Regions from separate parts of the Homo sapiens genome. Here region 1 is linked to region 2. The links are chromatin loops, found by intact Hi-C in ENCODE. Cell type or tissue: ascending aorta. All regions are shown on one strand. Each heading gives the region's core, and the rest is flanking DNA. Links, peaks and the distances in the headings are about the cores only.

Region 1 (11,998 bases), core at 2,692-10,691, 110 kb after region 2:
GGATGTGGGCCAGGACCGGGTCCGCGTGGCCGTGGTGCAGTACAGCGACCGGACCAGGCCCGAGTTCTACCTGAATTCATACATGAACAAGCAGGACGTCGTCAACGCTGTCCGCCAGCTGACCCTGCTGGGAGGGCCGACCCCCAACACCGGGGCCGCCCTGGAGTTTGTCCTGAGGAACATCCTGGTCAGCTCTGCGGGAAGCAGGATAACAGAAGGTGTGCCCCAGCTGCTGATCGTCCTCACGGCCGACAGGTCTGGGGATGATGTGCGGAACCCCTCCGTGGTCGTGAAGAGGGGTGGGGCTGTGCCCATTGGCATTGGCATCGGGAACGCTGACATCACAGAGATGCAGACCATCTCCTTCATCCCGGACTTTGCCGTGGCCATTCCCACCTTTCGCCAGCTGGGGACCGTCCAACAGGTCATCTCTGAGAGGGTGACCCAGCTCACCCGCGAGGAGCTGAGCAGGCTGCAGCCGGTGTTGCAGCCTCTACCGAGCCCAGGTACGCAGGGAACTCTTTGCATCCTCACTCAGTGTCATTGTCTGGGGCTACTTGTCTGGACTGTGGGCCACAAGGTGTTCTCAATTTTGCTTTTCCTGCCATGTGAAGTGAAAACTAAAATTACAGGAAAATTTAGGAACCCACATGCCCTTTTTGGCCTCGATGGGCAGAAATGGCAGAGGTTCAAGGGGGGAGATGCTAAGATTCATGTTTTGGGGCAAATTAAATTCTCCAAAAGGGACATATGTGCAGCTTGGAATTCAGGACTCCTTAACTTTGCATGAAAGCTTCTGTCTAGATATCCAAAGGGAGGGGCCGTCTAACTGATAACGCCTGTTGCGTATCAGTCCTGCGACCCCTGGTAGGTTTGGTCAGCAGCCTTCTGTGAGGCAGGAAGGAGTCTGACCAGGGACACTCTGCAAGCTGGGACATAGACTCTGAAATATTGGTATCTCCAGAGCCAAGGTGTGAAGATAATTTTGACTTTGCTTGGTGCTGAGAAGTGTCTTAACTGGCAGGAAGGCCACCTGGCTCTTATGACCATAGTTTATTCTATTTTCTTTTTCCTGTTCCCTCTTTCTAGGCCTGGTACAATAAACTAAAAAATGGTGGGAGCCCTGGTGCTGAGAAGGAAGGAGGAAAGATATATCTACCTCTCAATAAATGTCCTCCAAGGGCCACTCTCCCGGGTCACTCGGGTGGGGGGGGTTCACAGTGGCGAAGGAGGCAGATGCGGCCTTGCTCCCTCATATGCACTCACTTGCCTGCTCTTCCAAGAGGAGAGAAAAGAAGGAAAGTTGGGGAGGAGCGGAGGAAGGAGTAAAAGCAAGTGAAAGGAAATCACTGCAGGATACAGTGGGTGATGAGGGAGGTGAGGATGATTATTTGGGTGCAACTGAGAGGGGCTTGGTTTCTCCTCGCTGGTGCCTGGGGAAGAGAGCAGTGTGGCCCACCAGGTTTCTGTGGGATGTTCCTGAGCATTTATGATCAGGTAAATTTGGGCAACAGTGGGATAAACAAAGTGAAAGAGGCTTTCTTTCTTCCTAACTAAGGCGCTTTGTGTGTCTCCAACACAAGAAAGGAAATGCAACATTTCCAAAATGTATCTGCCTGCAGGAGGCCTCTGTGATGCTGTGTCTTGGCCCCAGATTGCCGAGGATGGACTTTGGGAATATTGTCACAGTGCGGGTGCAGCTTCTGTTGTCAGGAACGTACATTTCCACAACGCTGTGGCTCTTTGCCCACTCACTCTCCTGCGCTCCAGAACAGCCTCCCTCTTTCCCCCTTCTCCCCATTCGGAGGCTTCTCTCACACCTCTCCTGACCCACCTGACTCTCAGCTGGTAATCTTGAGTCCTATTTCTCCAAGAAAATGCAAGTAAACCCAAAGAGAGCTGTCCCCGGCCACGTCATCCCGTGGTTCCTTGGGTGGCCTGTCTCCGCTTCCTCAGCTCCCTTTCCTCTCACCTGCTCAGTGGCACCATCTGCAGTTCCCTTTCTTGCTCTTGTGTCACCCTTTCTCCACTGTGCTGGATGGTTCCATCCATGATAAAATGCATTGCTTCTTCTCTCTTAAACACCCTCTCTGATGCGCCACTTCCCCTGCCAGCAGCACCTGTCTCCTAAAGACTTATCTATACTCTAAAGTTCCTTTCCTCCCATCCTCTCTGAGCCCACCCTACTTTGTCATTCACCCTTGCTCCTCCCCCAAGTGCTCCAGTTGAGGTCACTCCATCTGACAAGGTCCCTGTCTCTGGCGAAGCCCAGTGGCTGACCCTCGGGTCCCTGAGCAGCACCTGATGCAGTGCAGGTCACGTCCTTCCCAAGTACCATCCTCGCTGGTGCTGATGAGGCTCTTCTGATTCTGCCTCCGTCGGGTTTTTCATCCTTTGCTCCCCTTCTCTTTGATGTGTAAACACTGAAATGCCCAGGACTCCCACTTCTTGGACTTTTAACAGTGGTGATTGGTGTTAGGATCCCCTGCCTGTGAATCCATGACAAACTGGGCGGTGGCTCATGAACGCTAAGAATTTGGTGACGATGAAGGTGAAGCCATGCTCACATTTGTTTCGCAGGTGTTGGTGGCAAGAGGGACGTGGTCTTTCTCATCGATGGGTCCCAAAGTGCCGGGCCTGAGTTCCAGTACGTTCGCACCCTCATAGAGAGGCTGGTTGACTACCTGGACGTGGGCTTTGACACCACCCGGGTGGCTGTCATCCAGTTCAGCGATGACCCCAAGGTGGAGTTCCTGCTGAACGCCCATTCCAGCAAGGATGAAGTGCAGAACGCGGTGCAGCGGCTGAGGCCCAAGGGAGGGCGGCAGATCAACGTGGGCAATGCCCTGGAGTACGTGTCCAGGAACATCTTCAAGAGGCCCCTGGGGAGCCGCATTGAAGAGGGCGTCCCGCAGTTCCTGGTCCTCATCTCGTCTGGAAAGTCTGACGATGAGGTGGACGACCCGGCGGTGGAGCTCAAGCAGTTTGGCGTGGCCCCTTTCACGATCGCCAGGAACGCAGACCAGGAGGAGCTGGTGAAGATCTCGCTGAGCCCCGAATATGTGTTCTCGGTGAGCACCTTCCGGGAGCTGCCCAGCCTGGAGCAGAAACTGCTGACGCCCATCACGACCCTGACCTCAGAGCAGATCCAGAAGCTCTTAGCCAGCACTCGCTATCCACCTCCAGGTGAGATGGGGGCGTCGGAGGTTCTCCTTGGAGCATTTTCCATATGAAAAATAACAGGCTCAAAGGCCATGGTACTCATAATAAATTAAATTAAAATAAAGGTTGTATGCCCTTACCTTTATGGTTTTTATTTTGAGACAGGGTCTGGCTCTGTCGTCCAGGCTGGAGTGCAGTGGCATGATCATAACTCATTTTAACCTCTGCCTTCTGGGATCCAGCCAACCTCCCACTTCAGCCTCCTCAGTAGCTAGGACTACAGGTTCATACCACCACGCCCGGCTAATTTTTTGTATTTTTTGTGGAGACGGGGTTTCACCATGTTGGCCAGGCTGGTCTCAAGCCCCTGAGCTCAAGTGATCCACCTGCTGCGGCCTCCCAAAGTGCTGGGATTACAGGCCTGAGACACCGCGCCCAGCACCTTTATGTTCTTCATGCCCACCAGCCAGACCCCACCAGGACACACCTGCGACTGAACAAGTTGGGTCTATTGCTCATGGCATCCAGGGAGAATGCATACCGTGGCAAAGCATGAGGGCATCTCCATAGGAGGGTGGCCGGAAGGACTGGGGGGACTTGAGCTAGTGGCAGGTCATTTTGTGGAAGGCTTAAAGAAATGGAACTGTGGCCTGGATTGGATGTTGTCAAGACGTGGAGGTGATTCTGTAGCTGTATCTTAAGTCTTACCTAGAAGCAGGATGGCCTTGGTATAGATTGGTAGAGAAGAGCAGTCACTCTTATTAACCAGGACAGGGAGTGTTTTTGTCCTTTTTGTGGTTTGCACCATGTTTTTCTTTTTGTCTGTGTTCAGATAGGGTTACAATGTGGTCTCATTTTCATCTTGCCCCATTGTGATCACAGAGTAGCCTTGTCTGTTGTGGGGGTCCTGTGAGATCATGTGTGCTCAACAGGAGAACCCCAAGGCCATGTGTGCTGGACCAGCTCCCCAATGCGGGGGCTGATTCTCTCTTTCTTAAACAGCTCCATCACAAGAGCTGCTCAGCTTCCACTATGCTGCATTTACACCGTAAATTGCCCAATTGTGTATGAGGCAAAGGGCAGGTTGAAATGTGTGGAGTAGCAACATACAAGTTTAATAAAATAGCATCTGAGGAGTACCTAAAATTCTAACTAATAGGAAAATGTGGCTCATCTTTCTCAGGATCTTTTGATTAATTTTATTGTTAAAAATGCACTAGGCTGGGCGTGGTGGCTCACGCCTGTAATCCCAGCACTTTGGGAGGCCGAGGTGGGCTGATCATGAGGCCAGGAGTTCGAGACCAGCCTGGTCAATATGGTGAAACCCCATCTCTACTCAAAATACAAAAATTAGCTGGGTGTGGTGGCACACACCTGTAGTCCCAGCTACTCGGGAGGCTGAGGCAGATGAATCACTTGAACCTGGGAGGCAGAGGTTGCAGTGAGCCGAGATTGCGCCACTGCACTCCAGCCTGGGCGACAGAGCAAGACTCCATCTAAAAAAAAAAAAAAAAATTAAACCAGTTATTTAATAGAATTAAATATTTTTAAAAATGCGCTAATGTAAAGAAAATGAGTCAGGGTGGGTGGGGGAAGCTGGGCATGGCGGCTCATGCCTATAATTCTAGCACTTTGGGAGGCTGAGGCAGGAGGATCACTTGGGCCCAGGAGTTCAAGACCAGCCTGGGCAACACAGTGAGACCCTCATCCAAAAAATTAAAAAAAAAAATTTTAATGAAATTTAAAAAATAAAGGCACAGGCATGGTGGTTCATGTCTGTAGTTCCAGCTACTTGGAGGATAAGGAGGGAGGATTGCTTGAGCCTGGGAGGTCAAGGCTGCAGTGAGCTGTGACTGTGCAACTGCACTCCAGCCTGGGAGATAGAAAGAGACCATGTCTCAGAAAAAAAAAAAAGAAAGAAAAGGAAATAGAGGAATAATAGTGAAAAATAAAAACTTCATATAAATGCTAGAGATGTGTGAGCAAAAAGGAAATACGAGGGCACAAATGCCTGGGGAGCATTAATGTGACCCCTTGGATATGGCACTGTGTTATACGTACCCTGCCCCCATGGGCTGAGATTGCGCAGCATGCTGGGATGGTGTTGGGCTCCTCAGGGGTCTCACTTGCTAAGTGATGGCCTTGGACAAGGCGAGAACCTTTGGCCTCAGCTGTTTCTCTTCTTGTACAACAAAGATATAGATCCCAGTGGCCTTGGTCTCTTCTGGTAGCAACAGTTCATGATTCTGTAGATTACGGTAGCCCAAGATTGATTTCTAAATGCTCCTTACATTTTAGAAATCAGTAGTAACCCAGACCACAATGCCAAAATTTAAATAGAGTAAATTCAGAAAGACACGTTTTGGATAACTTCAAATATTTCAAGGAGCAGAAATTGTTTTGGTGTAAAAGGTCCAATTTTTAACGGCTAATTTCAAAAAGCCCGAGATACAAACAACACAGGCATCTTGGGATATAATCTTAAGGTTGATTAGGATTATGGTGCAAGGTGCACACCAAACCTGGGTGAGGGCTACTTACACACTGAATGTTTCCCTTTTTCTTCTTTGATCTGCAGCAGTTGAGAGTGATGCTGCAGACATTGTCTTTCTGATCGACAGCTCTGAGGGAGTTAGGCCAGATGGCTTTGCACATATTCGAGATTTTGTTAGCAGGATTGTTCGAAGACTCAACATCGGCCCCAGTAAAGTGAGAGTTGGGGTCGTGCAGTTCAGCAATGATGTCTTCCCAGAATTCTATCTGAAAACCTACAGATCCCAGGCCCCGGTGCTGGACGCCATACGGCGCCTGAGGCTCAGAGGGGGGTCCCCACTGAACACTGGCAAGGCTCTCGAATTTGTGGCAAGAAACCTCTTTGTTAAGTCTGCGGGGAGTCGCATAGAAGACGGGGTGCCCCAACACCTGGTCCTGGTCCTGGGTGGAAAATCCCAGGACGATGTGTCCAGGTTCGCCCAGGTGATCCGTTCCTCGGGCATTGTGAGTTTAGGGGTAGGAGACCGGAACATCGACAGAACAGAGCTGCAGACCATCACCAATGACCCCAGACTGGTCTTCACAGTGCGAGAGTTCAGAGAGCTTCCCAACATAGAAGAAAGAATCATGAACTCGTTTGGACCCTCCGCAGCCACTCCTGCACCTCCAGGGGTGGACACCCCTCCTCCTTCACGGCCAGGTATGCACCGTGTGACCCATGACTACAGAGTGTGACATCAACATTTTTTTTTTAGTTAAAAAAGTAATCAGTAGTCATTTTTAATAATTTTCTTCTCTCTGGGTTGTTTCTTCAGATAATATTAGAAATTAAATACTGGAAAAGTAGTTCCATTGAAATTGCAGAAGGAAGCATATTATTGATCTTCCATCACTCCTGAGACTAATCATAGCCCCATTGAAAGGTTCTGCAGTGTTGCACTGAGATAATTACAAACTCATTGGCTCTCAGAATAGGATGGCATCTTTGAAATCAGCCAGTCCATGCCCCACTGAATGTGACTTTGAAGTTGGCCCATGCCTACTGGCCAGATGCCCAATATAGTCCAGGTCCCCTCATTCCTTGGCCTGGTGGGACCATCAGGGAGCACCTTCCTGGAAGACTTGCAGTCGTCCACCTCAGCTTCTACCCCGTGCTCCTGGTTCTCGTCTTTGGGGCTGCAAAAGCAAAGTGGATCTCTCCACCAGCCCATATTTTTCTTTGTCCCTCCTCCAAGTAATCGCCATGTAGACATCTGAAGCAAACCATTAGGGTTGGTTCTTCAAAGGGGAGCAGTATGCCTGTTTCCCTAGCTCACTGCTCCCTACCAGGCTGCCTGTGGCACATCTCACATCCCTCACACTGTCTCTCATCCTTTCTCCTCTCTATTCCAGTCTCAGTTGCTTAATTATAATCAAGAAATTACCCTCCACACCACTGATATTCAGCCAGCTCCTACAAAGCTCTCAGACCATCATCCAAAGGTTAAGGGGCCTCTTCCTATTTTCCAATCTGTTTCTCCTAGTCCTTCCTTGCTTTGCACCTCACACACATCTCTTCACTTCCAGGAACTATTTAAAATTCTTGACCACAAAGGAAACTTCTAGTGGCATTTCCTAAAACACTTGAGATCACAAATGTCAAAGCCAGGTCCCTATTGAATTCTTGTCACAATGCCATTTTGCACGGGATAACTGAAGTTCTCTGTCACTGAGTTTTCACAGAGTGTGACATCAAATAATTTTTCTCCTTTCCTTTTTGTTTAGAGGATTTATCATTCATCTTCTTGTATTTAGCATGTTTGGGAGCTGCAAATTCAGGAACTACAGGCTAAAGAGGCATGGATTTGAGTGAAGGTTTCACTGTGAATAAATTATTAGGAATGTCTTATTTCAGTTATTTAATTTTACCTTTTGTGTATTTATGTTCTGGGTCTGGAAACCTAATCTCTCCTTATTTTCACTTTAATCACTTCTAGAGAAGAAGAAAGCAGACATTGTGTTCCTGTTGGATGGTTCCATCAACTTCAGGAGGGACAGTTTCCAGGAAGTGCTTCGTTTTGTGTCTGAAATAGTGGACACAGTTTATGAAGATGGCGACTCCATCCAAGTGGGGCTTGTCCAGTACAACTCTGACCCCACTGACGAATTCTTCCTGAAGGACTTCTCTACCAAGAGGCAGATTATTGACGCCATCAACAAAGTGGTCTACAAAGGGGGAAGACACGCCAACACTAAGGTGGGCCTTGAGCACCTGCGGGTAAACCACTTTGTGCCTGAGGCAGGCAGCCGCCTGGACCAGCGGGTCCCTCAGATTGCCTTTGTGATCACGGGAGGAAAGTCGGTGGAAGATGCACAGGATGTGAGCCTGGCCCTCACCCAGAGGGGGGTCAAAGTGTTTGCTGTTGGAGTGAGGAATATCGACTCGGAGGAGGTTGGAAAGATAGCGTCCAACAGCGCCACAGCGTTCCGCGTGGGCAACGTCCAGGAGCTGTCCGAACTGAGCGAGCAAGTTTTGGAAACTTTGCATGATGCGATGCATGAAACCCTTTGCCCTGGTGTAACTGATGCTGCCAAAGGTAACTCCCATTATGTGCATATTTTCCATCCTTTCCTGTTGACATTTGTGCCTCTTTAGCTGTCTGGTCCCTGGTGCTGACCTCTGGAGTCCTTAGGCATTTGGTTGCTTCATACATTTACTTATACCCACTGGGACTGGTCCTGACACCCACCTCACCACTACCTAGGGCGTTCTTCCAAGACAAGAGTAGAAGTCTATCATATTTTGCTTTTATAAGATTTACTTTTCTCCCCTATTCCTTAATCCCTCAAACAATTCAGATTTATTGATTCCTGTGTCTAATTATAGATTTATTAGATCAAGTATTTGAGATCAGAATATTTGATTTTCAAGTGCTTTTAATTTAAAGCACAAACTTGGGGTGCATCTAAACACCAGTGGTGTATCATCACACCAAAGTTAATTAACACCACCAACAAAGCTGACTTTTTAAAATAGCTTACTATTTGGCACCTAACAGCTACCCTCATTTCTCTCTGTGAGAGGGGTGGATAGAATTGCTTCTCAAAGCTCACACACACAGGATCTCATTTTGCACTTGAGTGCGATGCCCTGGTCCTCTGCCTGGGTTGTCCCTACTGCTGGTATAAGTAGAGTTCGTCTCCTCAGCCCCAGCTGAGAACTCATCACCTGCATTTCTCCTTTCCAGCTTGTAATCTGGATGTGATTCTGGGGTTTGATGGTTCTAGAGACCAGAATGTTTTTGTGGCCCAGAAGGGCTTCGAGTCCAAGGTGGACGCCATCTTGAACAGAATCAGCCAGATGCACAGGGTCAGCTGCAGCGGTGGCCGCTCGCCCACCGTGCGTGTGTCAGTGGTGGCCAACACGCCCTCGGGCCCGGTGGAGGCCTTTGACTTTGACGAGTACCAGCCAGAGATGCTCGAGAAGTTCCGGAACATGCGCAGCCAGCACCCCTACGTCCTCACGGAGGACACCCTGAAGGTCTACCTGAACAAGTTCAGACAGTCCTCGCCGGACAGCGTGAAGGTCTGTGGGGCCAGTTGGTTCAGGTGCTCCCTGGGAAATTTCCAAATTTTTACTGGAAAGGAGGAAGCCCTTCCCCCAAGTTAAATCCTCTTCATGTTTCACTGGATTGTTAGTGTCTATATGGAAAATCCCTTAGTTATTAACTGATCTAATGTCATGTACTGTCTTCCTCATTTTGGTAGTCTTACGTAAGCTCTAAAAGAATCCTGGAAATCAGTAGTTTAACTTGAATGAGTTGAATTTGTGATTGATTTATGTTTAATTATAGTCCAGTCAGGTACGTTCTCCACTTTCATTTCTCTGTGTGTATGTGTGCATGCATGCATGTGTGTATATACATGCATATATATTGTGTAGACACACACACCATGTGAGTTTGCTAGGGATCATCATGAAGTACTACAGCCTGGCGGGCTTTTGGAACAGACATTTATTTTCTCACAGTCTTGGAGGCTTGACATCCTCGAGGTGTCGGCAGGGCTGTTTCTCCTGAGTCTTCTCTGCTTGGCTTGTAGGCAGGGGTCTTCTCCCTGTGTCTCCACATGGCTTTCTCTCTGTGCATGTCTGTGTCCAAATCTCCTCTTCTAAAAGGACATCAGTCATACTAGATTAAGGTTCACTCTAAAGATCTCATTAACCTTAATTACCTCTTTAAAGACCCTATCTCCAAATACAGTCCCATTCTTACGGTACTGGGGTTTAGGACTTAACATACAAATTTTGAGGGGACACAATTTAGCCCATAACACATGCACACATGCACACACGCACACACACCCACAGACATGCACCCACACACATGCACGCACATGCACCCATACACATGCACACACATACGCACCCACACACATGTACACCCACACACCCACACATGCACACACACGTGCACACACATGCACACACAATGCACCCATACACACACATATGTACCCACACACATGCACACACATGCACGCACACATGCATGCACACATATGCATATGATTCGCAGAAACTACATCTTAGAAATATGAGAATGAGATAAAAATTGTTTTTATTGTCATTGCTGCTTGTCTTTTTTAAAATAAATTAAGCACTCAAATATACTCCTCCATTTTAAGTGCAATATCAAAGTCTTGTGAACATGGGTAATCATTCCTCAACTTGGGCCCTCAGTTTCCTTAAGTGTAAAATGAAGGGCTTGAGACAGCGAGTCTCTCAGTTTTCTATCAGCAGTCTGCAACACTCCTTTTTAGTTTTCCTGGGATTTGACAGCTCTCTTATCTGCAGGTGGTCATTCATTTTACTGATGGAGCAGACGGAGATCTGGCTGATTTACACAGAGCATCTGAGAACCTCCGCCAAGAAGGTAGGTGCCAAGGCTTTCTAAATATGAGAAGTAAACCCTGGTGAGGCGGGGTGTACTGCTCTGCTGGAGAGAAACCTCTCTGCTAATGCAGCGCCCCAAGGGAGCAGCGTTGTCTTGGGAGACTCTTCCTCCCAGCGTTGTGGCCCTTCATCACCTGCTTGGAGCTGTGGGATGGAGCTAACAAAAATTCCTTCTGTACTTAGACAGCTTTACTGTTGTGTTGTGGCTGTTCAGGTGGTAGAATGTTCAGAAAGCATGATGCTTTTGCAAAAGATCATGACGTATTGATTCATTTAACTTCATCACATAAACTAGGAATTAGTTACTAATAAAAATACATTGCTCTATTTTTGGTTTGCAGTTATCACAGTTCAACATTTAATAACACTACACCCAAATAATACAAAGAAAATAATGTAAGCAATGACGTACCAAACATAAGGTGACAGCCATGCCTATTATCAGATGTGATCTTTGACTATTCACTTGCTTTGGCGTTTGGTAGCACTGACTATCAGAAAGTGGATGCCATTACAGAAGTGTAATTTATCCTAAGAACTTTCTATTTATTAGCTTACTTTTCCCAAGCAATGGAGATGAGGCTGCTATTATCTGATTTTGGAGGTGTTAGTATTTCAATACTTCCCACAGCATACTCGTGTTACAGAGGGCCTGAGTTTGAGAACTCATGCATGAATACACTTCATGGATGCCACTTCCTATATTTTTAGTAATAGGTTTAGTTATTGACATACCGGAAACAATTATTCAGCAGAGTCCAAAGTTTGAGTATTTCAACAATTCAGAGTAGCCAGTAAACTTGATTAAATATATTTAAGTTAAAAGCTAAATTTTACACTGAAGTTTTCTTTAAAAATGTAGTCAGGAAAAAAGGACATTGCATTTTCCACATGCCTAGGTGAGCTGTATTAAATGTGTCTTTCTTTGCAGGAGTCCGTGCCTTGATCCTGGTGGGCCTTGAACGAGTGGTCAACTTGGAGCGGCTAATGCATCTGGAGTTTGGGCGAGGGTTTATGTATGACAGGCCCCTGAGGCTTAACTTGCTGGACTTGGATTATGAACTAGCGGAGCAGCTTGTGAGTTTTTTTTATGTCTTTATACACAGACCAGTGTAGATACCACACCTTTTGGCATTTCAAGAGAATGAAGTTAATTATCAGCAGGTGAATGGAGGTGGGGGGGGGGCCTTGGTAGATAGTTAAATTTATTTAATTCACTTGGGAACTGCCTTGTTGCCATAACACATGTGAATCTGGAAATGGAGATAGCAAATCGCTGGAAATCCAGCGAGCTGGAAGGGGATCCTGGGCGCGCTGAGGTTGTGGCCTTAGCATTTTCTCTGCTCCCTTAGCAACGGCCTCTTTTAACACCATTGCAGGGATGCAAACCATCGAGATTGTCCATCCTCC
Region 2 (11,998 bases), core at 1,841-9,840:
TATCATATTTTGATGCTGGCCTTCATCTTAACTTTGACTGAAGGGCATTTTCCAAACAGAGCTAGCTCTGCCCTCCACCATCCAGGTGGCCTGAGCTCACAGCACTTCCCTGGAAGAGCAGGGTCTCTTGGGAAATGACTTGATGGGATGACAGAATGCGGAGCTGGGAGAGGGAGGGTTGAATTGTCCTCACAGGGATCTCTGCTGGCTTGTGGGCCAACATTCTCCTCTTGCTGTTGCCGTTCATTGGCTCTTACTATGTTTTCAGATGGTGGCCCCCAACTCAGCCTCTTTCTCTTTCTTGTGTTGGTCCAAGATCACCCTTTGTTTTCTCTCCTAGGATGCGTGTGCTACAGAGCAAGAAGTAATCCCCTTTTGCTCAAAGCTTAGCAGAATTCCATTTAGGATTCCTAAATTTCTACCCCACATGTGTGACTGCTTGAAAGTGTAGGACTCTCACACTTATGTTGGCAATGTGCTTTCCCTCATCTGCACACATAGAGAACTACATCTTGATGAGTGCTTGAAGGGAGCTGTAATGAACCAGAGAGGCCAGCCAAGAGGAGTGAAAAATCTGAACAATGAAGTTCTTGAATCTAAAACCATCAGAAATCTCAGCCTTCTGGGGGTTCTGGAAGCTTCAGCTCATGTTGGGGCATGGGCCAATGAGCAGTTCTCTTTACCTAAATTACCTTAATTAGGAGCTTTAACCATCAGGGATTCAGGAATTAGGCAGAAATGGTCCAAATTGAAGGGAATGAGTTCAGGCAATAAAATTTCCAGACCCACTTCTGGAAATCTTGGTCATGTGGTTATGAAGGAAGACAGCAGGAAGGGAACCAGTCCTCACTGAAGGCTACGGTATGCCCAGCAAGTGTGGTCTGGGAGCCTGGCATGCACATTAGCAATTGGGTTGGGCATCTGAACTCCCCAGTGTCAACTGGGTTGTGCAGATAAGGAAGCTGAGGCACTGGTGCAAGGTCACACAGTCAGAGAGGGGAGACCAGAGGCAAACCCAGGTCTAAGGGGCTCTGAGCCTGGATTTCCACAGCGCCTGGGGCAGGCAACAGCCACAGCAGGGGTGACTGGTTCATGGGGCCTGGCACAGCCAGAAGCAGGAAAGCTGTGAAGAGCAGATGTAGAAATTCAAAACCAGAGCCCCCCTCATGGGCCCATGCTGGGGAAAACAGTGGCAAGCAGCCCTGTTAGGCCCTGAGTGCATCGTGCCCTACAGCAGGTGGTGGGCATCCCTACATCAGGTGGTGGGCATCCCTACAGCAGGTGGTGGGCATCCCTACAGCAGGTGGTGGGCATCCCTACAGCAGGTGGTGGGCATCCCTATACCAGGTGGTGGGCATCCCTACAGCAGGTGTTGGGCATCACCCCATTCCCAAGTCACAATGGTCGAATTAGGCATTACAGGAACAATTCCTTTTGCTTCTTCTCCACTTCCATAATTCATAGCGATGGCCTAATTTCAGTTTCAACACACAAGCCACACTTCATATCTCACGTTAAACTCTTGTATGAATGTTGCAGAATATTTGCAGTAACGCTAATGTCCTCCCCACAGTGAAAGCTGTTACAAGATCTCTCGCTCGAGCTGCTACCGCCTGCACCTCTCAGGTTGGTCTGATGTCAGCACAGGGCTTGGCTGAAACCACCCCAGAGCCAGCAGCAGGAATCCAGCAGTATCACCGCCCCTAGGCCTCCCCCTCACTCATGGCCAGATTCAAAGCCCATTACCAACTAGTAATATACCTAGAGCCAATTCCTAACCCGTGAATCCTCACCTTCACCTTCCCATTCCCCATACTCACCTCAGTCTTGCCCTTCTGTGAACTACAGTTTTCCAAGCTTGCCTCCACCTGAACTCCAAACCCAATTAATTTCCAGCCCTATCTTCCATGGCTTTCTGACCCCACAAATCCAAATGAGTCCACCTATTCCTGGGAGCACGTGTGCCTTCAGTTCTGGGTGGAAATGCAATGTCAGGCTGTGTTTTGTGCCTTCTCATTTTCTCCTACAGTTATCCAAGGTTAACCCTCAAGACAGGCTCAAATCCTACCTGCTCAGGTTGCTGGGCTAGGTCACTGGTTTTGAAGCAGGGTTTGTAAACATATTTCAGGTTCTGAAAATACTTGGTTAGAATTTTCAGGTATTTAAAATTATTTAAAAACTGTCATAACAACTAAACACATACTTGGGAAACGGAATGACAGGCTCAGGTCTATCTCCCCAGGGCATACTGTGAGAGCCAGAAGGCATCTGTGGCGGTGTTTAAAGAAATCCGCATCTCCTGCCAACTTAGTGCAGACTGTGCTGAAAATCAGAGCCAGGATTTGATTGTAAGGGTGCCAAGAGGAAGGTTTCCAGATGAAATGTAGGCTTTCCAGTTAAATTTGAATTTCAGATAAACACGGAATAACTTTTAGTATAAGTATGTTCTAAATATTGCATGGGGCATACTTGCTTACACTAAAATATTATTTGTTGCTTATCTCAAATTCAAATTTAACTAAGCGTTTTGTATTGACATCCTGCAAATCTATACCAGAAATACAAAGGGAACACCCTGAATATGTTTTCTGTGCTTAAGTCAGGGCACTGATAGGGTGGTAGAATCATGTAACCTGGGAGGAGGACATTTGGATAGATGAGTCTAAGCTTGAACACCTAGATTCCCAAGAACCCTCTTGGGAATAGCCCTTTCCCTTTTCCCAAGGATGCTGATACCTGGATACTGTGCAGAGTCTTCACCTGAGATGGTTGACTTCCAATGTGATGCTTGTCCTTCTCAAGATCTGTCTCCATCTCTTCTTATTTCCTCTACACAAATAACTAGGGCCAGGTCCCAGTATAGCCCAAGTGGGAAAATAAAGTTTCTTTTCTAGGAATAAACAGCATCTAGTGAACATAACTGCAAGTCTTGGCTAATATATGTCACCAAGCGACAGAGAGAAATGTGTCTGAATAAGCCACGGAGATATTGAATTCAGTTTGTTGATTTGGAGGAACTTGTCTATGTCTTAGAATTTGACTTCTTGGCAAGGATACTTGGAAATCATTCAAATACACTGCTGAGATGGCACTGCGAAGCTTGGGCATGATGTAAATGAGGTGTAGATGTTATGCTTGCCTTGGCAGAGTATTGAGTAGGAACTTAGAAGGCTTAGGGAGGTAGAAATGTGAGAATGGATTTATTATGTAAGATCAAAGACTCTATCATTTGACTGTGTTTCCTGGGAGGGCCCAGAGGACACTTTCTTCACCAAAGCAATAAGAAATATACCAGTGTGGGGAGTGTCTGCATCTTTTGGCAACTCAATACTGGCTGTTCTCTGAAGCTGGTATTAACAGTAGGAAGTTACTCCATGGAACTACACTCTGTAGTGTCATGGGGGTTGCTGGGATTCTGAAATAGAAGAGTTCAGATAGAGATCCTCAACTATCAGAGGTAGGGTGGACAGAATTTCTGTAATGGTAAAAAATCCAGAAAAGCAACCAAACATAAGTGTCTATGGGATGGCTAGTAGACTATGGTATTCCTTGGGGCTCAAGAAATTAGCAGACAATTAGGGTACTGGTTGATTGTGCACACAGATAATTCAAGGACTGGTGAACGGAAGGCTGATATCAGATGCTGCAATGAAAAATCACAATCCCTCATTCAGTTTCCATATCTAAACCAGTTTTTATAGACCTAGACCCCATCGACTAAAGGAGAAGCAAGGTCCCTTCGAGGAAGGACTTTACAGTGTCACTACAATATATACCATAAATATTATACATTGTTTTCCCCAAAGGGCCCATGGTTATTTACCAGGATAACTGTACATAGGGGAAAGGGAAACAGTCATACTTTGGAGGGTGATTGGATACAGATTCTGAGCTGACATTAGTCAGGGGAGCCATCACGCTGTCATCAGAAAAGATCTGAAACAGCTTTTACGTGGGAAGGACAACAGTACACCTTCTCTCTATTGTCTGTCCCAGGGCTATATCAAATCTCTGATTACTGTCACAATATAATCCTCAGGAACCTTAAGCACATTGGTGCAACATATGGTGATATTTTCCAGATTAGAACTGGTGAAAAGGAGAGTAGAAAGATGCTGAATACTCTGGTAAGACATATGTGCATTGGGAGGCCAATCTTATGATGTTCCAGGGATATAAAACTTAGGCTAGGTTCTTAGGGGACTAAAGATGTAGAGTCTGCTGGGACATACCTTCAAAAGTATAGGGCAAATTATTCTCTTTGCAGGCGCTATGACAAGGACAGAGACATAGCACTAGGTGGAACTTTGGATGTTGGAGGCAGCACATGGCTCACTTGGGAATACTGCTGCAATCCATTTGGGAAGTGATTTGGAAGGCTGGCAGGTTTGAGTGACGCTTAGAGCGTGAGAAAATTCTGTAGCAGGTCCAGGTATTAATGCAAGCTTCTCTAGTTGTTCAGGGAACTGGAAGAGAATAAGGTTGAAAGACTGGAGACAGAGAGGTATGTGCAGGGATCTTGGGAATAGGCGCCATATGTGAATCTTCTATCTCATGTCAATGCTTACCAGAGGCCACCTAGTACAAAAAGGACACTGAATGAATGGGTATACTGGGTCATTTACCCTATGGAGTCAGACTGTGTCCTTGGTCACCTCAATGTTCATGCCAGGGGACCAGGAGGGAGGCCATATGGTCCGACTACGTGGGCTCTATCTCACCAAGCCTGATCTAGCTACTTCTGTTGCTGGATATCTGACTGATGCTGAGCTCTTTACATGGCACCATCCCCTGAGAAGACCAAACAATCCCTTGGAGCTGGCGTAGATTTGGGGTATTTAGTGGGAGTTCGTGAGAGGTAGGTTGGAATGTGCTATTGAAAAGGGTTTAGGATTTTGGTTCTGAAACAAAATGAGTAGACTCACTTTTCCCTACTCCTCCCTTCTAAAAACTAAATACCATGGAAATTCTTTAACAGACAATGATAAAAGGACTCTGAAAGTTGGGTAGAAGAAGGTAGACTGGCCAGAGACCTCAGGACTGGAGGAAAGATAATATGGTGGGTTCCTTAGACTTTTCTTTTTATCTCCCATGTAGCCTAGACTGGGTGTCAGAGATGTCTGCAACCAGTATCTACAACAGGAGATATTCTTTAATGTTTTGTAATAATCTTTTATTATGTTTGAACATAATAACCAAATGACCAGAATATAATACAAACCCACTTGTCATACCAAGAACCAGAAAAAAACCACCCGAGTGAGAAAAGACAATAAATAGATGTTGATACTTTGATGCATCAGATGGTAGAATTATCTGGTAAGAATTTTAAAGCAGTTATTATAAATACGCTTCATAAATTAACATCAGTGCTTCAAAACCAATGCCATAAAAATGCCTCAACAATCAATGTCAAGTCATTGATTTACAGAACATTAATACTTAGAATCAGGAGACTGGGATGTCACACCCACTAGCTGTGTGACCTTGGGCAAGATTTCCAGCGTTACTGGGCACTGATTTCTCTGTCTCCAGAGTGGAGGTTAGGTAGACCATGCAACAGCACACTGGCAGGTCCCGTTAGTTGTCTACTCAATAACCATGTCCCTCGTATGCTAACAGAACCCTAACTCCAGGTAGAGGAGCAAGGACTTCAACTAAAAATAGGCATTTTCCAGCCTCCCTTGCAGTGAAGATAACCTGCATGGACACTTCTGGACAATCGAAGTGCAAGAGGTTCCTGTCCCTTCCAGAATAAACAGGAAACCCTTACTAGGAGAAAGCCCTTTACCTCCTGTCCTTTCTCCCTTCTTCCTGCCTGGATCTTGAATCTGAGATCTGCAGCTACAGCAAGTATCTGGCAACCAGGAGGAGACCAGCAATAGGATGGTGAGGATTGGGGATGGAAAGAAAGCCCAGTGTCCTGACGCATCGCTGAGCTGTGCTCCCAGGCTGACAGGCGACTTCTGAACTCCTTGTTATGGGAGAAAAACACACCTGCACATCTAGGCAACTGTCGGTTGCGTTTCCTGAGCTTGCAGCTGAATGCATTCCTAACTGATTGAATGAGGAAGATGAGGAGGAGGGTGCCAGCTACAATCCTTTCAATGCCAGGTGCTGTTCAAGCGAGTTTACGGGTTCAACCACATTTAATCCTCACAGCTACTAAATGAGGCAGATGCCAGTACGGTCCCCACTTCAGAGAGGACTGAAGGGAGGCATGGGTCCTTGTCTGAGAGGCAGGCGCAGTGAGTCAGGGGTGGAGTAGGAGTGTGTCCACAGCACTTCCGAGTGCCGGCGTATTCACAAATGGCTCATAGGTTCTGTTGTTGTGGTTACCTTAGAGGATTTGTGTGCACGCGCGTGTTTGTGTGTCAACACCTCTAGGATGGTGCTCATGGCATGGGAATTCCTTTCCTCGCTTCCTGCATCCTTCCCCTGGGTCTACTACCTTTTGCCAGGGACTGGGGACATAGGAAAGGATAAAGATCGAGGGCATCCTCCAAGGCTGATCCCGACATCCCCGGGACTGACGTACGGCCTCCAGACCGATGTCAGTATCCTCTCTGCCAAGAAAAGGGGTCCCCGGGCAGGCAGCGCGGACCCCCTCGGGGCCCCGCCGGCTTCGGGCTGTTTCCCGCCGTGACTCCTCCGCTCCGGGAGGGGGCGACAGAGGCCGACGGCTGCAGCCGGGCGCGCCGCCAAAGCTCCTGCTTGTAGGGCGGGCCGGGGTCCGGGGTCTCGGGGTCCTGGGAGGCGGGGCGGTCGGTCCGCTGGGGGCGGTGAAACCGAGCTCGGCTCCTGCCCGGCGTGGCCTCCGTTTCCCAGGCTTCTGAGCTCAGGGCCCCGGCTGGGCTTCGGGAGGGTCCTCCCCGCGCCGCCCCGGCCCTTCCGTCCGCCCCCCGCGGCCCGGCCCCGCCTCGGAGCCATTCTGGGCGCGGCCTGGGCGGCCCTGGGGTGATTACTGCCCCGGCCGCAGTTCCGCGCGCCCCCGCGTCTGCCGTCCCCGGACCCCGAGACCCGAGATGTGCGCCCCCGGCCCTCCAGCCCTTCCCGGGGACCCCGGGGCCTCGGAGCCCCGCGCCCACGCATTGTTTCCTTGGAAATGGAGCCCCCCAGCCCCACGTCATGTTGCCGGGAGCCCCTCGTTACAGCAAGCGGCTGCCGGGAATCAGTGGCCACTAGGACCTTTACCCCGAACGCTACGCAGCCGTGGGGCCGCTCTCCTCCCCGCCCTTTTGTGGGATTCAAAGTCAAACCACACTAAGCCATAAATAAGTGGTTGTGGGAATCCAGCGCTGGGCCCCTCCATCCAACAGACTTTATCCACAAATTACTTGAATGCCTTTTTGTGTGTTTAGTATCAAATTAAAAAAATTCTCCACTCTTAATGCCCCTGCCTGGCGTATCGGCGGCCCAAGCCTCTGCGTGGTCAGCCCCTGGGGAATGACTTTGCAGGGGGGCCTGCATCGCATTGCACCATTGGGCTTTCTGCTCCCTGAGTTCTGCTAGGGGAGTCCCTGGGGTCGGGGAGCCGGAAGTGCTGGGATTTCCCACCATCCTCAAATACAAGGTCAAGATCCCTGGACCGTTGCCCATCCAAGCCCCAGGAACTCCAGGCCTGCAGAGGCCTCCAGGGACCCACCCACAGCCGCCTGGGGCTCTCCAGCCAGGGTTGCGCCCCATCCCCAACCCCAACCCTAACCTTAGCAAGCACTACTGCTTGGGAAGGCCAAGCTCCCAGTTCGTCCCTTTCTGGCCTGAGCTACCCCTGGAAGCCTGGCCCCTGCCCCGCTCTGGGGCCAAGCTGAAGGGGCATCATTTTTGGCCACAGTTGCAGGGCAGAGGCTGGGGTCAGCCAGTGGGTGGACCAGGTGGGCCGGGAGTGCCAGGGGAAGCTGCCAGGCTTTGTTTCTAGCTGAGAGTAGGGGGGTGGATGAGCTGGATCTGGGCCTGCCGTTTCCAAGGAAACAGTGGGAAACTGGGTGTCTCTGTCTGTGGCTTCCTCATGTCATGGGGTGTGTGGTTTCTGGAGCCGCCTGACAGCCTGACCAACTTGGGGCCACTGTGGCTGTGGGAACATATATCCTGAGTTCCAAGCCATTTAGTGAGGAAGCTGCAGAGAGGTTGGGAGGCGCTTCTTCTCACCAACCGTTCTCACCCAGCACCTCCTACCCGAGGGCACCTCCTACCCTAGGGCTTCCCTGGTGCTGCTGCCTTACCTGGGTCTAAGGTCTGAGGTCTAGACGCTCAGCCGTCAGCCCCGGTGGCCTGGGTTTTGCCCCATCTGGTCTGCCTGGTGCCCTGCCTCCACCAACGGGACCCTGAAGCGAGGGCATTGGGCTGTGAGACTTGGTAGTTGAAGGGCTCCAGCCTGGGAGCTAAGCCTAAACTCTCTCCTCCTGGCTTCCAGTGGTTCCCCTGCATGTCCTCCTCCTGCCAGCCAGGGTCTGGGCAGGAGAGAGGTGGCAGAGTTGCTGCCGCGGGGACATCTGACAAAGGTGTGGGCAGAGTTAGGAAACAGTAAGGCAGGTGACGTCCCCGGGGAGGGGCCGCAGTAAGAGCTGTTGCCGCCTCGGGCCGGAGAGAGGCACATGAGGGCTCGGTGTCTGGAATGTGGAGTGTGGAGCCTTGAGAGAGGTGCCCCCAGAGCTGTGGGGTCCGGGCAGCTGCAGCCACTGCAGGCGGGGAGGGAGATGGGGTCAATGCCAGGCTTCTCTCTTCCTGCTCCCCAGGCTCCTGCTGGGCCCCTCTTGGCTGAGCCCATTGGGAAGCTGGTGCCAAAGGGGCAGTTGGTGCAGGCCCTAGTGGCTGGTGTTCGGGATAGAGCAGGGTGGCAAAGGCGGGCAAGGCATCGGGAGGGGCAGACAAGTGTCCTGCTGGGGGCTGCCACCACACTGCCCGGGTGGGTTTCTGAGTGTGCAGGAGCCCTCTCTGGCCCGGGCTGCTGGGCTTTTGGGGCATCGTAAGTGCATCTTAAGGAGCAGCAGCCGGTGGTGTGAGGCTCTACCGCACCCCAGGCCATCTGACCACCTGGGCCACGTGGGCTTCTGGGCTGGCCATCTGGGAGGCAAAGGGAGTCTGGGAAGCCTCCAAGGAGGAAGAAGTGCTTGATCCCTTTGCCTTCCACACCGAGGGTGCCCAGCCCGGTGGTGTTCCCAGTGGTAGGCCCCGCGCCCAGGACCACGTCTGCATGTGGTTGCCTCAGCAAATGCTGTTGTGTAAGCGATGGCCTGGACCTCCCTGCTAGTTCTAAGAGAAAGGCCCATCTTCAGGTGTGGGGGAGGGGACCTGGGGCTCCTCAGGGGATGGGGTGCAGCACCCAAGGCCCTGCGAGTTGGGGGCCCTGCCCTGGCCCCAGGTGAAGCCCAGCCTCTGTCCCAGGCCCAGACAACAATCTCCTGCCCCTTCTGCACACTGAGCCAAAACCACATGATGCTAATACGGCTCCCTGATATTGAGCCCTTCCACGGTGTGCAGCCCTGCACCCCACGACAACCCTGGGGGACAGGCACTGTTATTAACATCCCCATCTGATAGAAAAAAAGACTGCAAGGGAGGCTGAATGTGAGTTAAGTGGCTTTACAAAGGTCATTGGACAATGACGGTGGAGCCGTGGCTCCTGCTCAGGCCTCTCTGAGAGCAGACGTTGGCCTCTGTGCCTCTCTGCTTCTCCTAGAAGGCCACCAGGCAACTGGGGTCCCTGCAGTGGCCCTGGGGAAGAAATGGCTGAGTCCCAATTTGATGATGCGCCAGACCCTTGGGCAGAGCCACCCTGGCTGCTTCATGCACCAGGACAAGTTCCTCTCAAATACCCTTCCCTTCGAGACCCTCTTCTAACCACCACCATAGACCTGCCCCAGGCCCCTGTACCTCTGCCTAAAATGCGCCTCTAAGCAGTCCTAACAGTCTGCTGTTCAGGTGTGTCTGTGTCTGGAATGGGCCCCTGAACAGTCCCATGCTTACAATGAACCCCTGAATAGTGCCGTCCCTGGAATGCACCCATAAACAGTCCTGTTCCTGGAACGCACCCCTGAGCAGTCCTGTGCCTGGAACTCACCCCTGACAGTCCCATGCCTGTAATGAACTCCTGAACAGTGCTGTGCCTGTAATATACCCATAAACAGTCCCATGTCTGTAATGCACCCATAAATAGTCCTGTGCTTCTCTTCTCTCCTCTCTGGCCAAACGTCCACCTCACCCTGGGGACATCCCTGCAGCCCTAGCTCTGCTGTGTGGAGCTCTCAGTGCCGGGTCTCCCTCTCATCCCTCGGGTGGCTCCTTTGGCCTTGGAGTATAACAGACCATCCTCAGGAGCTGGCTTCAGGGCAATGGTGACAGGTCTGACCCCGCATTCAGTGCTTTCTCAGGGGGCTCATTCAGGAAGGGAGAGAAAAAGCATCGTCCCAAAGGGCCAATGTTTCAGGAGCCGATGACCCTGCAGGCCTCTGTGGCTCCAGCTGCTTCACTGGGCTCCTGGGAGCTGCTTCCTTCTGAGCCTGGGGACGTTCACCCAGGAGGCCTTAAAAGGCAGGTCTCCCCAAGCCAGCTAGGGTGGGGACTGCTTGTGCTACCGGCTTGGTCCCTCGGCCCTCTGATTCCCTCTACTGGCCAGAGCAGGTTACTGGGGCCGACCCTGCAAGCTGAGGGACCCAGAATCACAAACACACACACTCAAGACAAGAGCCATCCAGGGCCAGGCCTGCACACCAGCTTTGCAGCAGGGGGACTGTCCCTGTTTTGAACGTGTCCATCTACCCGGCTCTGCTCTGGAGCCCTCCCTGTTTCTATCTCGATCAGCTTGAGTGACTGGCGGGTGGTCGCATCTGACTTCCCATAGTGTCTGAGATGCGCATAATCACAGATTTCTTCTGAACAGACCTACGTGGCATAATTTAATGCTCTAATGTTTACGTCGTTTTGCTAAATGGCTTGCCATGGATTTGGGTATATGGTTTCAAGCCAATGGTCTTTGGAAGCTTGTAACGTCTATGCTTGATTTCTCAGGAAAAATGATTTCAGACGTCTGGATGCTGGAGTCAGCAATGGTTCTGCCAAAACATCTGAGTGTAAAATCCGGATGGAAGTTTGCTGGTCTGGGGAGCCCTCCGCCTGCATGGGCTTCCCAAGTCAGGTGGCATTAGCCCACCAGGTGCACCCATGCTCAGTGCAGAGCCCTGATAGGGCAGCCTGGTGCGTGAGCTCTGTCCTGGGGGAGGCTCAGCTGTAGGCACTCACCTTGCACTCACTCTCAGACACAGTTGGAAGCAAAGATCTGACATTGTTTAGAAACTGAACGGTAGCTTACCCGCTAAGAGGAGTTCATTCTAGGAAACCTAGAGAAGATGATAAAATCCCATAGCTACATGTCTTCTTTAAGGTACCATCTTGAGTGAAGCATTTTTAGTGTTATGAGTGTGTTGTTTAATTTGTCTCTTTTCCTTTGGTCCTCTGAATGTTGATCAAAGTGGAAGATTCTCTCCTTCTGGCCTTTCTAGGGATTTCCATCATTGTCTCAGTTGTATTGCTAAGGAGACTTATTGCTAGTGTGACCTTTCTTCCTCTCCTCTTTCCCTCCTTCCTTTCTCCTCTCTTCTCCTCTCTTCCCCATTTTTATGACAAGAATCAAACAGCATTCAAGTCATTGCCCCTTCCTCAACTATCCGGATAGCCAAAGCTGCAGCTGCAGTCAGCTGAGTGGGGTTACTTCCCATGAGAGCCTGCATTGCCAGGGGAACAGCTGGTAGCAAGGGTGCAGCCTCTTGCAGTGAAGGCAGTATGGACACCAGTGCAGATGCAGGCAAAGGTCACCCAGGTGGAAGTCAAGGGCCACCTGTGCCTGTGACTTGTGGCCCATTCTTCTTCCATCTGAACCAAGGTTGTATCAGCGTCATCAAGCCAGTTACTCCTGGGCTGGAGCTCTCTCTGTCCTGCTAGGAAGCAGGGAGGTGAGGTCCAACCGGGTTGAAGAAACTGGGATTTTATTCACCTATGCCCT

Evidence for each region. Peaks named below come from ENCODE experiments on the same cell type or tissue, not always from the same donor. Only the 100,000 strongest peaks of a DNase experiment are listed, where the experiment ranks them.
Region 1: a loop joins it to region 2, with 2.9 times the contacts of the local background. A loop is called at or near these places in 1 of 110 quality-filtered maps.

What each region holds. Positions count from the first base shown.
Region 1 is chr2:237,362,920-237,374,917 of GRCh38, reverse strand. It overlaps COL6A3 (collagen type VI alpha 3 chain), which reads left to right. Exons shown (of 44, transcript NM_004369.4): 8 at 1-506; 9 at 2,581-3,186; 10 at 5,741-6,355; 11 at 7,632-8,231; 12 at 8,883-9,220; 13 at 10,490-10,568; 14 at 11,520-11,665. Among named protein-coding and RNA genes, the nearest start is that of COL6A3, 45 kb to the left of the region's middle. RefSeq lists an enhancer at 7,575-8,074. In ascending aorta, for the core only: no CTCF peak of the experiment used is centred there; no DNase peak of the experiment used is centred there.
Region 2 is chr2:237,470,257-237,482,254 of GRCh38, reverse strand. No RefSeq gene overlaps it. Among named protein-coding and RNA genes, the nearest start is that of MLPH, 11 kb to the left of the region's middle. RefSeq lists silencers at 6,559-6,638, 6,659-7,068. In ascending aorta, for the core only: a CTCF peak has its summit at 6,653 (motif pointing right); DNase peaks (open chromatin) are centred at 6,694, 7,144, 7,524, 7,988 and 1 weaker place; H3K4me3 peaks cover 1,495 bases; H3K27ac peaks cover 1,159 bases.